Linked DNA regions of Homo sapiens: regions 1 and 2 are each linked to region 3. The links are chromatin loops, found by intact Hi-C in ENCODE. Cell type or tissue: dorsolateral prefrontal cortex. All regions are shown on one strand.

Region 1 (5,000 bases), 260 kb after region 3:
TAATAGCATAAAATAATTAGCATCATTTCATTTCAATATGAAGAACATCTTTTAACATTTTGTGTAAGGCAGGGCTAATGGTGACAATCTCTTTCAGCTTTTATTTGTCTGAGAAGATCCATATCTCTCCCAGAGCTTTGCTGGGAGTAGTACTCTTGTTTGGAAGCTGTTTTTCTTTTAAAACTTTGTATATATCATTCCATTCTCTCTTAGCCTGTAAGGTCTCTGCTGAGAGAAATCTGCGATAGACTCATGAAAATGCCCTTTTATGTGGTGTTTTACTTGCTTGTTTCAAAATTATCTGTCTTTAATTCTTGATAAGTTAATTAGAATGTGTCTATATATAATCTTCTTCAGGTTAATCCTGTTTTGGAATCTCTAAGCTTCATGGCTTTAGATGTCCATACCCCTCCCATTATTTTTTTGAATAAATTTTCTGCAACTTTCTCTCTTTATTTTCCTCTAGAAATCTCATAATGCATATTTGTTTGCTTGATGGTATCTAATAAATCCTGTGGTCTTTCCTTCCTCCTTTTCATTTTCTTTCCTTTCTTCCTTGACTGGATGATTTCACATGACCTGTCTTTTAGTTCACTGATTCTTCTGCTTAATCAAGTCTGCTGTTGAAGTTCTGTATTGCAATTTTATTTCATTTATCATATTTTTCAGCTCCAGAATTTGTTAGGTTCTTTTCTGCAATTTCTATTTCTTTGTTGAACTTCCAATTTTGTCATGTATTATTTTCCTGATTTCACTGAGTTTTCTGTCTGTTTTCGTGTAGTGCACTGAGAATCCTTGAAGCAATTATTTAGAATTTTTTTGTCAGGCAATTTATAGATTTCCGTTTCTTTAGGATTAGTTACAGAGCTTTATTAGTTTCCTTTGTGGTTTTATATTTGCCTGATTCTTCTTAAATTGTGTAGTCTTGTGTTGATGTTTGTGTATTTGAAAGACCAAACACCTCTTCCTGTCTTTACAGATTAGTTTTGGCAGGTACAGACCTTCTCATGCTGGGGCTAATGGTACTGCCTCCAGGATTGCAGTTGAGCAGGTCTGAAATCAGGTCACGCAGTTGTTGCCAGTTATCCATAAACCCAGAATGAACATGCATTCTGTTTGCAAAACTCTTCTAATGCCAATATCCAATTTTAAAATTCTACTCATCCTTTAAGACCATGAGGTTTCTCTCATAAATTTTTAACTTTTTTTCTCAAATGATCTATAAGCCCTCATGAGCTCCTCTAACAATTGGTTTAAACAACTGAAAGACTTATCTGAGGCCTTTATGACTGCAGATGTATAGTTAGATGTGTATATATATATTTTTTTCAGGTATATATATGCCAGAAAAGCAAGATTATATATATATGCATGTGTGTGTGTGTGTGCATGTGTGCATTTATACATATATATGATATATATAATATATATAATATATTATATATCATATATTAATATATAATATATTATATATTATATATATTATATATAAGATATATATCATATATATGATATAATATATATAATATAATATATAATATAATATAATATATAATATATGATATATAATATATTATATATAATAATATATGATATATAATATATTATAATATATTATATATATAATAATATATGATATATCATATATCATATATCATATTATATATATAATATATCATATATATGATATATCATATCATATATATTTATATATATAAAATAATGTAATATATTATAATATATAATATATTATAATATATGAAATAATGTAATATATTATAATATATGAAATAATGTAATATATTATAATATATAATATATTATAATATATGAAATAATGTAATATATTATAATATATAATATATTATAATATATGAAATAATGTAATATATTATAATATATAATATATTATAATATATAAAATAATATATTATAATATATAATATATATGTGTATATATGTATATATGTAATATATATATAAAATATAATATCTAAAGTATAATATATTATCTAATATATATTATATAATATTATCTAATATATATAATATTATATAATACATATTATATATAATCATATATATGTATAAATACACACACACACATACACATATGTATGTATAAGAACTGGATTTATTTCGTCTCTAGCCCAGAATAGTACCTTTTGTAAAGTAGGTAGTGAATAAATTGTATTTAAAAGAGTGAAAAAATAAATACTGAATCATTGAATTTCAAGTTATGTTTGTGATGTCAAAAAGGCAGAGCACTGGAATAATTCAAGAGAAAATGAGTTGTACATCTACTCGCTTTCATTGCATTGTATAATTGCAGCTTCCTATTTTGTAGGTTAATAAGACAGTATAACAGCTATTAAATTTCTGTTTCACAGCTTCAATCCCAAGCTTTTACACTATATACGTGCTGAGTTAGGGCTAGTATTCTACCAGTCATTTCAGCTGGTCAGCTCGTTTTTCTCAGGATCTGCCAGTAGAGGGAGCTAGAGGAAGGCTTCAAGGCTAGGGGAAGAAGAAAGTACTTGCTCCTTTCTACTTGTTTCCAGTGAGCTTCTTGCCCACTGTGGTTCCTGTGAGCCTCACTTCAGCAAGGCTTCATCAACTCAGCAGTGACAGTTTTGTCCTGTGACAGCAGCTGTTGCAGTTTTTACAACACTTGCAGAACCAAGTCTATCATACTTCCCCTCAGAGACATTAGCTCCTGCTTAGAAGCACCCAGTGTCCTTTGAGACTGGAGTTTCAGTTCCATGGGGTTCTTCCTCTCAGTGTCTTAAGTTTTCTAACATCTTTCCTTATTTTACCATGAGAGTAGTACCTGCTTTCTGAAGTTGGTGCTTCCATGATATGTTAGAATTACCTTTTACTCTTTCAGTTGCTCAGTTGACAACTTTACGGCTAGTTAACAATTCTTTATATTTCTCTGGTCAAAAAGAAATCTGTTCTGGTTCCTGTCTTCTTATTGGACCTTAACTGATAATCATGGGAAACGTATCAAATGTGAAAAAAAGGAAGACTTTTTCTACAAAAAATGATGAACTAAACAGTCTGAAAATTATTTCACCCAGAACAAATTCAGCAAATTGAGATTCAACACTGTCAACTAAAAATTTAAACCTCTCTGCAGAAAAGTATTTCCTTGGCCACTGATGATTCAAAGTTTTCAAGCATAAATCCAGTTATGTGATTTTGGAGGTATAAGCTCAGGGCAGTGTTACAGAACTAGGATGATCACATATTAAGTACTGACAGGACTTTCCCAGAAGCTCTGCTCTAGGCTGTTTTTGGAGTCTGAGAGTCTAGAGAGGAGTTAAGGATATAGATATCATGGAAATGGATTAGAATACTAGGAAATAGACATGCCTTTTTTCTGGGTATGTTCACAAGAAGATCATGCCTAACAAATTAATATTATTTAACTATTAAGTAGTAAAAACAGAAGCTTTAAGAAATTAAATGCATTGAAGTATGTTCAAATCAAATGGGATTGCTTGATAAAACATATTTTGTTTCCATTTAGAATAATCGTTTATAAGTCCCTAGTATAAGAAAACCATCTCAAAATTCCAAACGACTGTTGTCTTTAATTTGCATAAAATAATTTAACTATGACTCAGCTTAACAAAAATTAGTTTGCATATTCATTCTTTGAGGTGGATTCCTTTCCCATATTGAAAATATATTATGATAGAGAAATACCTTAGATACATCTCAATTTAGTGGCATTTTTGTGTCCTCATATGTTATAAAATATAATTTTGTGCACAATTTTTGAAAATCACATTCTATTTAGGAGTGGGAGGTGAAGCAAGATGGCCAAATGGAAGCCTTCATCAATCATCCTCCCTTCAGGAACACCAAATTTAACAACTATTGACACAAAAAAGCACCTTCTAAAAACCAAAACTCAGGTGAGTGATCACAGTACTTGGTTTTTTAACTTCATATCGCTGAAAGAGACACTGAAGAGAGTAGTAAAGACAGTCTTGATTTTCCGATGCCACCCATCTCCTATTCCCTGGCAGTGGCCTCAGGGGTGGGGAGAGAGAATCTATGTGCTTGGAAGAAGAAAAGCACAGCAATTGTGGGGCTTTGCATTAAAACTCACTCCTGTCAACACTGGGCAGAACTCAGCCAACACACATGGACATGGAGGGAGCATTTAGATGAGCCCTAGCCAGAGGAGTGGTCAGAGCCTGAGTTTACCCAACCCAGTGGTCAGAGCCTGAGTTTTACTAAGCTTTGCCACCAAGGACTAAAGTGCTCTGGGGTCCTAAATAAACTTGAATGGTAGTCTAAGTTACAATGACTGCAACTCCCAGGCAAGTCTTAGTGCTGTCCTGGGCTCAGAGCCAGTGGAGTTGGAGGGCATGCAGCCTAGTGAGACACCAGCCAGGGCAGCTTGTGCCCCTTCTTCAACACCAGGCAGCACAGCTCATAGATCCGAAAAGTCTCCTTTCTTCTGCTTCAGAAGAGGAGAGGGGAGAGTAAAAAGGACTCTTGCAACCTGGATATCAACTCAGCCACAGTAGAATAGGGCACTGGGCAGAGTCATGAGGACCCCACTGCAGACCCTAGCTCCTGGATGACATCTCTAGACACAATTGGTCAGAAGGGAACCTGCTGCCTTGAGAGGAAGGACCTAGCCCTGGCATGATTTATCAACTGTTGATTAAAGAGCTGTTGGATCCTGAATAATCAGTACCTGTAACTAGGAGTACATGCCGTGGACTTTCAGTGAGACTCTTGAGACATGCTGGGTTCAGGTGTGACCCAGAATATTCACAGCTGTGGTGATTATGAGGAGAGACTCCATCTGCTTGAGAAAAGCAGAGGAAAGAGTAAAGGGGATTTTGCCTTGCAGCTTAGGTACCAGTTCAGCTGCAGCGAGGTAAAGCACCAGGCAGGCTCTCAGAGTCCCCAGTTCCAGACCTTGGCTCATGGATGGCATTTCTAGACCAGCCCTGGGCCACAGGGGAGTGGAGATT
Region 2 (5,000 bases), 540 kb after region 3:
TTTCTGCAGAGCTTATTTTCTTCGAGCTATAGGAGGGAGGGCCTTATGTTTTGTTGGCTGGAGGCTGAAGGCCTTGCAAGCTGGCAGCTGGAGGCTGCCCTAAGTTTCTAGAGGCTTCCCTCAGTTCCTTGCCAGATTGTTTCCCCCACATGATGCTTGCTTCACATACATCTCACCGTCACATATTCTATTGGTTAGAAACAAGTTACAGATCCTGCCTACATTCTGGGAGATGGGAATCATACAGGGATGTGAACACGAGAAGGTGAGGATAATGGAGCACCTGAGTCTGTCCACTTGAGGGCTAGTTCTCTGTCCTCTCCCCTCTATCTGCACTCATTTCTTCTTACATCTCAACGGCTATATCTATGGTGTTAAATTTGATCGTCCTCAAACTTCACACCAGTATAGCCAACTGCATAGTTTATATATAGTTCCTCTTGGATAGATCTAGTGGACATCTCAAATTTCATATATCTAAACCCAGAATAATTATTTCCCACCAATCACCTGTTTTTTCCCACACTCTTCTAGCCTCACTAAATGCCAGCTCAGTTACTCAGATAAAAACCTTTGTATCATCCTTGACTCTACATTCTTCATACCCACATCTAGCTTATCAGAAAATCCTGTCCCGTCTATTTTCAAAATATATTCAGTCTCTGACCATTTCTCTCCACTTTGTAAAAATGCTTCCTGTTTTATTCCCAGTAAAAGCTACACCATCTGGCTTTTTTGTTACTTCTCTAGCCTCTTCTACTACTGTTCCCTTTTTCATTCCATTCCAGAATAGTGGCTAACTTGCTGTTTTCTGAGCAGCTCAGGTACCCTCTCACTTTAGAGCCGTTCAACTCACTGTTCCCTTTTACTGGAACACTCTTCCCCCAGAAGACTGCATGTCTGACTCCCTCACCTCCCTCATGGCCTTTGATATGTGAAACATTACAGATGAGTCCTACCCTATTCACCTTTTTGCTGTTGCAATCTATTTTTTTTCCTTCCTGTGTTCCAAGTGTCCTTTATACTGCTCTCCCTTCTCCTTTTTTTCCTGTACTTATAATCTTACAACATTCTATATAGGTTATTCATTATATTTATTGTTTATGGTCCCTGTTTCCTACTAGAATGTGAGTTTCATGAGGACACAGATCGCTGTCTCTTCTGTTCATTGCTTTATCTGAAGCCGTTAAATGTTCTTGGTATATAAATAGATGCTCATTAAGTATTTGTTGAATGAATGAACAAATAACGCAGTTAGTCTTGTTCTCACCTTGGTATCTGCAGCATCTTCAATTAATCCTGGATTCATAAGCACTTACAAAACTATTTTACCTTCAAAACGTTTGAAACTTGCCATTTCTTGTTTAGCATCTTCAGTTGGCACTAGGGTCTGATTTAAAATTTAGGTTACTTGGTAGCCCTCTGGTTACCATTCCAGCCCTAATGGGGGTAAAGTCTATCTCCATTTCCTAGCAACTGGCTCAGAACCTACTTCTAGTCAGATTGACCACAAAGAACCTCAACACCACTGCCTCTGACTTTGCTGTTGATGGATACTCATGCAGTTTAACCATATGCCAGATTATTTTACATCAAATGTTGCCTCTCACCAAACATGTACATGTACCTTGGTGAATATCTCAGTTCTTGTTTCACTCCAGGCATTAAGAAGGAGGTAAAACAGGCAGTGGTAGTCACCTGACTCCTCTCCCAGCATACCCCTCCAGGGTTTTTTCTTCTGTGGACTGTTTTTCTTTTATCCTATGCTCTTTTTTTCTGTGTCCCTACATCCTTGAGAACTATTAATATCTGCTTTTTGGGTGGGACTTTCTGTTATGCACATATACTCTAAAGTAGTAAATAAATGTATCATTTTCTCTAGATTTTTTAACTTTAAATCCTCACTATTGTTATAGAATGAAAAATATATTCCTTTCAACCACATTTGAGGCATTAGTCTGCTGGTTAATTTGATTTAGGGCTCAAACATTAGAGAAGTCCATTTCTGTTTCCTTGAACTTGCATGAAGGAAGTTGCTGAGAAGTCTCCAAGCATATTAGGCAAACCTTGGCCAGAACCTTCCATTTGAGGTTGGGTACAGGTGAGTGGTGACTCATGAAGGTAGCTGGTATAAAAAAGAGAGTTATCTCAACCACATGGGTTGAGAAAAGTTTAAAGACTCATTCTCTACCACTATTGGAAAACAGGTAGCTAGGCCCTTGTCATGTGCTTTACGATGCTTCCTTTTCAACTTTGTTTCTTAAAAATTATTTTAATCAGATATCATTTGTATGACAATATTTACTGTTAATGAAGTAGTATATGGTGATTTTCTCTGAGTAACATAGCCTGTACTTACCTCTGGCTTTTTCATTGTCTTTGAAATCTGACACTAATTTTCTAATTGCATTTTTTTAGGAAGCAGAATCTGAAACTTTCTGAGGAGAGCATTTGAGCTTCAGATTTCTAACAGGTAACGAGAAAATATGGAAAAGACCCACACTACCTACATTACACTTTCACAAAGTAAAAGTTAAAGTTCTGGTAGGAAATTTTGTAAAAAATAAAATTCACACTGAATTCATTTTTAAAAAATTGTATGTACTTTTAAGCACGATGTTTATTACTGAGAATCAGCCCAACTACACAAAGAGACAGATGTCAGTTTAAGTAGACAAATGTTTCAAAAATAAAATATTTTTTATCAGCAGTAAATGTTTTACTTGATAGACTAACTTGATAGTCTTAACTACACGAACAGTTGGATACAAAAGAAAATGTGTGTATTGCCAGCAAACATTTTCAAAAGATAAGCACTTGTGCCAAGTACTACATGCTTAGAAAATCTTTCATTTGGACAGCTGAGACCACCACGTGTCTTAAAATATGCCATCCATCATTTCAGTGTTAAGAGCGCCCCCTGGTGTGGTTGTATATTTATATGCTTCCGTGACTTTTAGACGTTTTAAAAATTTCATTTTGCTATTAGATGGTGATGGGCCTTTTTTGCCGGGTTGACTTGGTCAGTATGGTGTGTAACCATCTAGACATTTGTATTTAATATTTTTCTTGTCCTTATCCATGACCGTGTCTGGAGTCAGTGGTCAGCTTGAAAGCCGAATTTGGGAATATTTAATTCCTAAACTTCCTCAGTCAAGCTAATGGCCAATAATATGACATTTATTAAGTATGAAATTATATATTGCGATAAAATTTTACAGGATAATCAAGTTATTTGGTGGTAATAACTTTGTTAAGTGGCAAATTGCTGTGAACAATTTCTTTTTGGTAAGTTCATGGACATTATAATAATTTAACATGAGAATTCAGACAATATATTTTGCTTTTAAAATATCTATTGTGTAGAAACTAAATAACCCAAATGTTGATATTTCCTTACAAGCCAGAAACTCCTCTCTGGTGATATAACTTGCAAATATAAGCAAAATAATTCACCCATGTGTCATAAATAGGACTCTTATTTATTACCTGCCACCAGGGAATAACCCCATAGAATTGCAGCCAAAATTGGCAGCAAAGTACCTGTTTTGTAACTTTTTTTCTTGTATTTTATTTTTAATCCTTTAGGAATATAAACCACTCTTGCAAAGTGAAAGTACACATAATATTCTAAATCACATTTCTGTATATTTGATAATTGCAATTATTTTCCCTAATTGTCTCTTCTTCAGACTATATTATCTTCATTTAACCATTTCTCATATAAATTGTTTGAAATTTAATAATTTGCAGAACTACAATTGTGAACTGTTTGCAGTAGACTGCTTTTGCTTTTATTTTTTTCTCTATGTTCCTCTCTCCTTTGATTCTGAAACCATAAGCTCAGTACAATATTTACATTAATTCCTGGCTGGCTTGTTGAAAGAATGTTTTTAAAAACATAGATTAAAAAAATCAGAGCAATGAATCTGCCTTAGTAGACCTGTGTTTGAATCCCAGCTTTCATATTTACTTGTAAAAATCATGACTGTGGACAAGTTGATGACTCTCTCGGAGTCTCAGTCTTTTCTGTAAAAGAGGAATGCAAATCACTACTTCAGAGGATGTCCTTAATACATTCTTTACATTAATATGTGCTTAAAACTTATTATATGCCAGATATGGGTACCTTATGACACCCCTTATTTTTCACAAGTGTGTGAATGTGGTATTATTATTTCTCTATTATTGATGAGGCTTAGTGATGCTAAGAAGCCTCATAAATGGACAAGCCAAGATTCTAATTCAGGTCTTTCTGACTTAAAGTGAGCTCATCATCAGTGGCCATCAGAGAAATGCAAATCAAAACCATAATGAGATACTATCTCACACCAGTTAGAATGGTGATCATTAAAAAGTCAGGAAACAACAGGTGCTGGAGAGGATGTGGAGAAATAGGAACACTTTTACACTGTTGGTGGGACTGTAAGCTAGTTCAACCATTGTGGAAATCAGTGTGGCGATTCCTCAGGGATCTAGAACTGGAAATACCATTTGACCCAGCCATCCCATTACTGGGTATATACCCAAAGGATTATAAATCATGCTGCTGTAAAGACACATGCACACGTATGTTTATAGCAGCACTATTCACAATAGCAAAGACTTCGAACCAACCTAAATGTCCAACAATGATAGACTGGATTAAGAAAATGTGGCACATATACACCATGGAATACTATGCAGCCATAAAAAATGATGAGTTCGTGTCCTTTGTAGGGACATGGATGAAACTGGAAACCATCATTCTCAGCAAACTATCGCAAGGACAAAAAACCAAACACCGCATGTTCTCACTCATAGGTGGGAATTGAATAATGAGAACACATGGACACAGGAAGGGGAACATCACACACCGGGGACTGTTGTGGGGTGGGGGGAGTGGGGAGGGATAGCATTAGGAGATATACCTAATGTTAAATGATGAGTTAATGGGTGCAGCACATCAGCATGGCACATGTATACATATGTAACAAACCTGCAAGTTGTGCACATGTACC
Region 3 (5,000 bases):
CATTTTAATGCAGTGATTCTGGTGAGCATCTAGATGGCTTCAGGATGGGGGCTGGTTGTCAAAAAGACCATACCCAGATTAGAAGCCTGAAACTTTCACAGTCCCCACCTCAACCTCCAGAGAGCAGAGAAAAGCTGTAGATTGAGTTAATAATCCATCATGCCTATGTGATGAAACTTCCATAAAACCCACTAATGTTCAAAGACCTTCCAGGCTGGTGAACACATCAAGGTGCTGGGAGGGTGGCATGCCTGGAGAGGGCATGAAAGCTTTGCACCCCCACAACTCCCTGCCATTCTTTGCCCTATGTGTCTCTTTCATCTGGCTGCTCCTGAGTTGTATAAACCAGTAGTAGTAAGTAGACTGTTTTCCTGAGTTCTGTGAGACATTCCGGCAAATTGTCAAACCTAGAGGGAGGTTTGTGGGAGCCCCTGATTTGAAGCTAAGTAGGACAGAGTTGTGGGTAACCCGGGAACCCAATGCTTGTGAATGGCATCAGAAGTGAATGCAGTCTTCTGGGACCGAGGCATTAAACCTGTGGAGTCTGACTCTGGAGTCTAACTCTTGAGTGTTAGAATCAGAATTGAATTGTAAGAGATCCACTTGGTGTCCAGAGAGTAGGAGAATTGGTTGGTGTGAGGCAAACCCAAACATTTGGTGTCAGAAATGTTGTGAGTAAAAGCAGTTCAGAGTTTTCAATTTATTTTAATAATCACAGAGTAGATTTCTCTTAGATACCTGTGGTCAAATCTTTTACAGTCTTGAAATCCTGTTGCATCGTCTATACATGTAATAAACATCTCAATTCTCGGCACCTCCCTTCTTAAAATAATCTCAGGTGAGAAATGAAAATAAATTGTGACTGTTTACTCTTGTTCTTAATTTCCACTGAGATCTGGGTACAACCTTCTCAAAAAGATGAGTTTCACAGTACTGTAACCAAATAAAACATGTACTCCTTGCAAAGTTTGTGAGAAATCTCTTTCAAAATTCAGACAACCTTGACTTATTATTGTTATCATGGAATAGAGAGGATCTTGCTGTTCAACTAGTCTCAGATGAGGTCATGGCATTATTATGATAGGATGTTGCCTCTGCCAGTAATTTCTGCTCTGGTTAAAAAGGAAGATTGAAACCTCTTTCCACTTTGAAACATTTGTTTGGTTGTAGGCAAAGTCTTTCGTGTTAATATTCTCCGGAAAGTGTAATGACAGCGTTCACTAGGACAAATGAAAAGGAATTAACCCCATGTGCAAAGAAGCTAAACTAGTGTGTCAGTATCATAATGTTTTTAAAGATTGTTTTCAAATTGAGTGTTAAGAATGCCTAATCTATTTGGCATCCTTAAAGATGTGCATCATTGCTTTATTTTAAAAAATAAAAAACAAAATCAGGCCTAGTGTAGAAAAGGGAGTCACCTCTGATTTTGACAGGCACTTAGTGTGTCAAATATGCCTTTATTTTCTGAAGTGTAAACTACCTTTAAGGATAATAAGATCATGGACAAGTAAAATAGAAACAGAGGCACTTATCTAGCTAACTTAAATGTACTACTACTTTAACCTTACTGCACTAACAGTGTTATTCTTGGCCTGAAACCCCAGATTTGATAGTTTGGATAACAGTCTTATTTACCTAATTTAATTTCTAAGACCACCTTATATCCTCAATGTGGGAAACTATTCAGAATATCTCTATGGTATTTTTGGTTTGAAGAGTCATGTGTATCCTGATTTTATTGGTTATGAACCCACCCTTGAGTGGTTACTGAGTTTTGTTTTGTTTTATTTAAATTCACCTTCTTTCCTTTTTTTTTTTTTATTTTGGTGTGGGGGTCACTTTTCACTGAGAAATTCTGATGAGAAATAGTGATTTGTCAATAAAGCACATTTTTGGAAAATCCATTAAAATCTAAAAAAAATCCTCAACCTGCCAAAATCAGTGATGGCAAAATGTTTATGGTATGTTGTTAAGAGAAAAATATAATAAAAATGTATGTGTGTGTGTACATATAACAAAGATTATATATGGAAAGAGTTAATAGTGGTTATCTATGAATGATAATATTATGGATGATTTTTTCTTTCAAAAATTTTACGTGGTGAATATGTAATCATTTAAAAAATAAAACCTGATACGTTATTTTTACGTTCTAGAAATTGCCTGTTTGGGAAAAATAAACATCAAAGTTATTTAAATATCCTGTAGAGGGCACTCAAGATCTTCCAGATTCATAGGCAGCGACATGATACTGTGAAGATTTTATTCCTTTAGTTACAGGAGTTTTAGGTTTTCATGATGATTTTAGTTTTGGATCACTGATTCTCACAAGGTTTTATTTTAAAATTCATTTATGTTAAGTGACACTAGAACAATTATGATTAATAGACCTTGTCACATATTCAGATCTTTAGCTAGAAATATATCTGAATATATGCAACTCTAGTTGATTACTAAAGTAACTATAAAAAATGACCTGTTTGGTATATTTAATGCTTAAGTTATAATACTTTCACTAACATTTTGAGGAGTATGGTAGCTCATATGCCCGCTATTTTAGCTATGCATATTAATGAACAAAAATCTATGTGCCATAAATGATATGAACCCATTCTTCACATCTCTCAGTTATGATTTTACAACTGGAAGCAATAAGATGCATTGAATTAAAAATTACTAATATATCAGATCAGAATTTAATTTTCATTTTTATTAACTTATTTGCCTAGTCCCTGATTTTTTTTTTAGGTATAATCTATCATTTTAGTCTCATATCCCTTATTCACTCACTCTCAGATGATACTTATTGAGAGCTGCTACCCAATTCAATTTTTAAATTGGATGCCTTTCTCATCTGTGGATGCAAAGTTGTGGTCCCTGACCTGAGTTTTCACAGAGGTATTGCACACAACCTCCAATAATCATATTCTACCAAGCTCTTGTGTCTATAGAAAATAGTGGATTTTCTTTCCTAGAAAAATAGCTTTTCTCTGGCAATTCTCAGCTGTCTTCAAATATGGCATGGTTTTTGGATCCTCTCTAGAATCAGGTTGGATAGCCTTAGCAACTAGGAGGCTATGTGCTTTTGAGATTCACAAACTGTCATGCTTTCTTGTATAATTTCTTGGCTTTTGAAATCCATGTGAATAGAATGTTGTAAAGCTGACAGTTCACAGTTGTTTGTATCTATAGCTTATCTGCACTCATTCCCAAGTGCTAGATTGGTGTCACAGAGGTTATTGTAGTAGGCATGTTGGGCACATTAATGTCTGTGTTTTAAAAATTGCATTGTGTCTGGGCATGAAGGAAAAGAACTGATTCGATTATTATTGGTTTTGCTAGAATTGATTTTTTACTCCATGTAATTTGGCAGTTACATTGATGAAATACGTGGCTAGCTGCCAATTTTGTTTATGTTGAAGGCTTTATTTCTGATGTCCATGAAATAGGAAGTCCTGCAAATATGAATTGGTCTTTAGAGCTGCCTGGGATGGAACAGTTTGGGAATAGCAGTTAGGAAAGGGCAATGCTCTGTACTTATTGCTCAATCTCAGGCTTGGGAAGAAAAGCAGTGATGATACTTTTCACTTTTTCAGATGGAGAAAATGGAAGTACAGAGTTCCATGACCTGATTGGGAAGGCTGAATGCTTCCAAGTTTCTCTCTGTGGAAATGGGGCCAATAATCTGTGCTACCTGACTTACAGGAAAGATAAAAGAGGTTATTTTGCAAAGTGATAGCTACAGAGTGCTTCTTAGAAGCAATCCATCATCAAAACGCTTAGAAGAATGCTTCCAAGTACATAGGCATCACATGTTGTGTCAGGGTGGGTCTACAACAGTGATTCTCAACCTCAGGTGATTTCCCCTGCCAGAGACATTTGGCAATGTCTATTTTTGGTTGTGAAAGGAGTGCTACTGGTACTTAGTAGGTAGAGGCCTGGGATGCTGCTAAACTTCCCACAAAGAACAGTACAGTGGCCTAGAAAAAAGAATTATTCCACCCAACATGTCAATATTGCTGATGTTGAAAAACCCTGGCCTATAGCTATGAGATGCTGTGTTTGGTAGAATGGCTCATGTTAAAACCATTTGTTTTGGTGATGTAACATGTGGTGCATAATTATACCTAGATTCTATTCTATTAGGATAGAAGATTTAAGAAGGGAAGATGCAAAATCGTTTTGTAATTCAGTCACAATAGAATTTCTTCACTATAATCCAAGCACCTTATCCCTACCCCCAGCCTAGACAATAAAAATGTGGTCACACACTACTTGGAGGGGGGAGGATACAGGGGAAATTCGCATCTGACAATCTTTGTAATTTTTTGCAAATTCTTTGCTCTTTGGTTTAGAAACTGTTGGCGAGAAAGTAAGATAGAAGCATGTTTACACATACAAACTTCCTAAATAATTCTCTTCACCCATAAGTTCCCCAGCACATACACTAGTTAAAGGCACTTCAGGGCAGGGAAGGGGGGAAAGAGAAATAGACAGGAAAGAAAAAGTCAGATGTGAATTTAGGAAGGCCTGTGTCTGTCTCTGACCCTTCAAGCTGGGTTCTAGGGTAGGAATATGAGGTTAGACAGCCTCTTCCAAGTTCTGAGACATGAGTAGAAGCAAGCCTTGTAGGGAAGGCTGTTCATTCCACTGTTTGGGAGAATGGACAGGATGCTCTGTTAAGCCTGTGGAGTGTAAGAGATAATTTTGTCTGAGTTTATTAAACTAAGGGAGGCTTTCCGAGGAATCCTGATTATGAACACGCACGGGGAGAGAACCAGTGTTCCTGAAAGAGATCTCAGAGTCATCCCATTGGAAGATGCAGCATGGATGGTTCCTGCCAGGGATCAGACAAAGACCAGTTAAGTCTTGAGCACATCACTGGTGCAGAGAGTTGAGTGGGAGCTGAGTTGACACCCACAAAATGCCCAGTCACCAGTGGAGTGAGGACCTGATCCTGCTTGTGGTGAGCCCCAGACAGAAGTTACAGCTGAAGTTAG

The links. Hi-C counts contacts between places; a loop is a spot of excess contacts. Peaks named below come from ENCODE experiments on the same cell type or tissue, not always from the same donor. Only the 100,000 strongest peaks of a DNase experiment are listed, where the experiment ranks them.
Region 1: a loop joins it to region 3, with 6 times the contacts of the local background. A loop is called at or near these places in 13 of 110 quality-filtered maps.
Region 2: a loop joins it to region 3, with 7 times the contacts of the local background. A loop is called at or near these places in 63 of 110 quality-filtered maps.

What each region holds. Positions count from the first base shown.
Region 1 is chr4:47,120,366-47,125,365 of GRCh38, reverse strand. The region is part of intron 3 of GABRB1 (gamma-aminobutyric acid type A receptor subunit beta1); the gene reads right to left. Among named protein-coding and RNA genes, the nearest start is that of GABRB1, 91 kb to the right of the region's middle. In dorsolateral prefrontal cortex, CTCF peaks have their summits at 2,283 and 2,486 (motif pointing right); a DNase peak (open chromatin) is centred at 2,525; H3K27ac peaks cover 1,530 bases.
Region 2 is chr4:46,842,433-46,847,432 of GRCh38, reverse strand. It overlaps COX7B2 (cytochrome c oxidase subunit 7B2), which reads left to right. Exons shown (of 3, transcript NM_130902.3): 2 at 2,419-2,473. Among named protein-coding and RNA genes, the nearest start is that of COX7B2, 64 kb to the left of the region's middle. In dorsolateral prefrontal cortex, CTCF peaks have their summits at 2,716 and 2,923 (motif pointing left); a DNase peak (open chromatin) is centred at 2,932.
Region 3 is chr4:47,381,237-47,386,236 of GRCh38, reverse strand. All of the region lies in intron 5 of GABRB1 (gamma-aminobutyric acid type A receptor subunit beta1), which reads right to left. Among named protein-coding and RNA genes, the nearest start is that of COMMD8, 80 kb to the left of the region's middle. In dorsolateral prefrontal cortex, CTCF peaks have their summits at 1,998 and 2,206 (motif pointing right); no DNase peak of the experiment used is centred here; H3K27ac peaks cover 1,162 bases.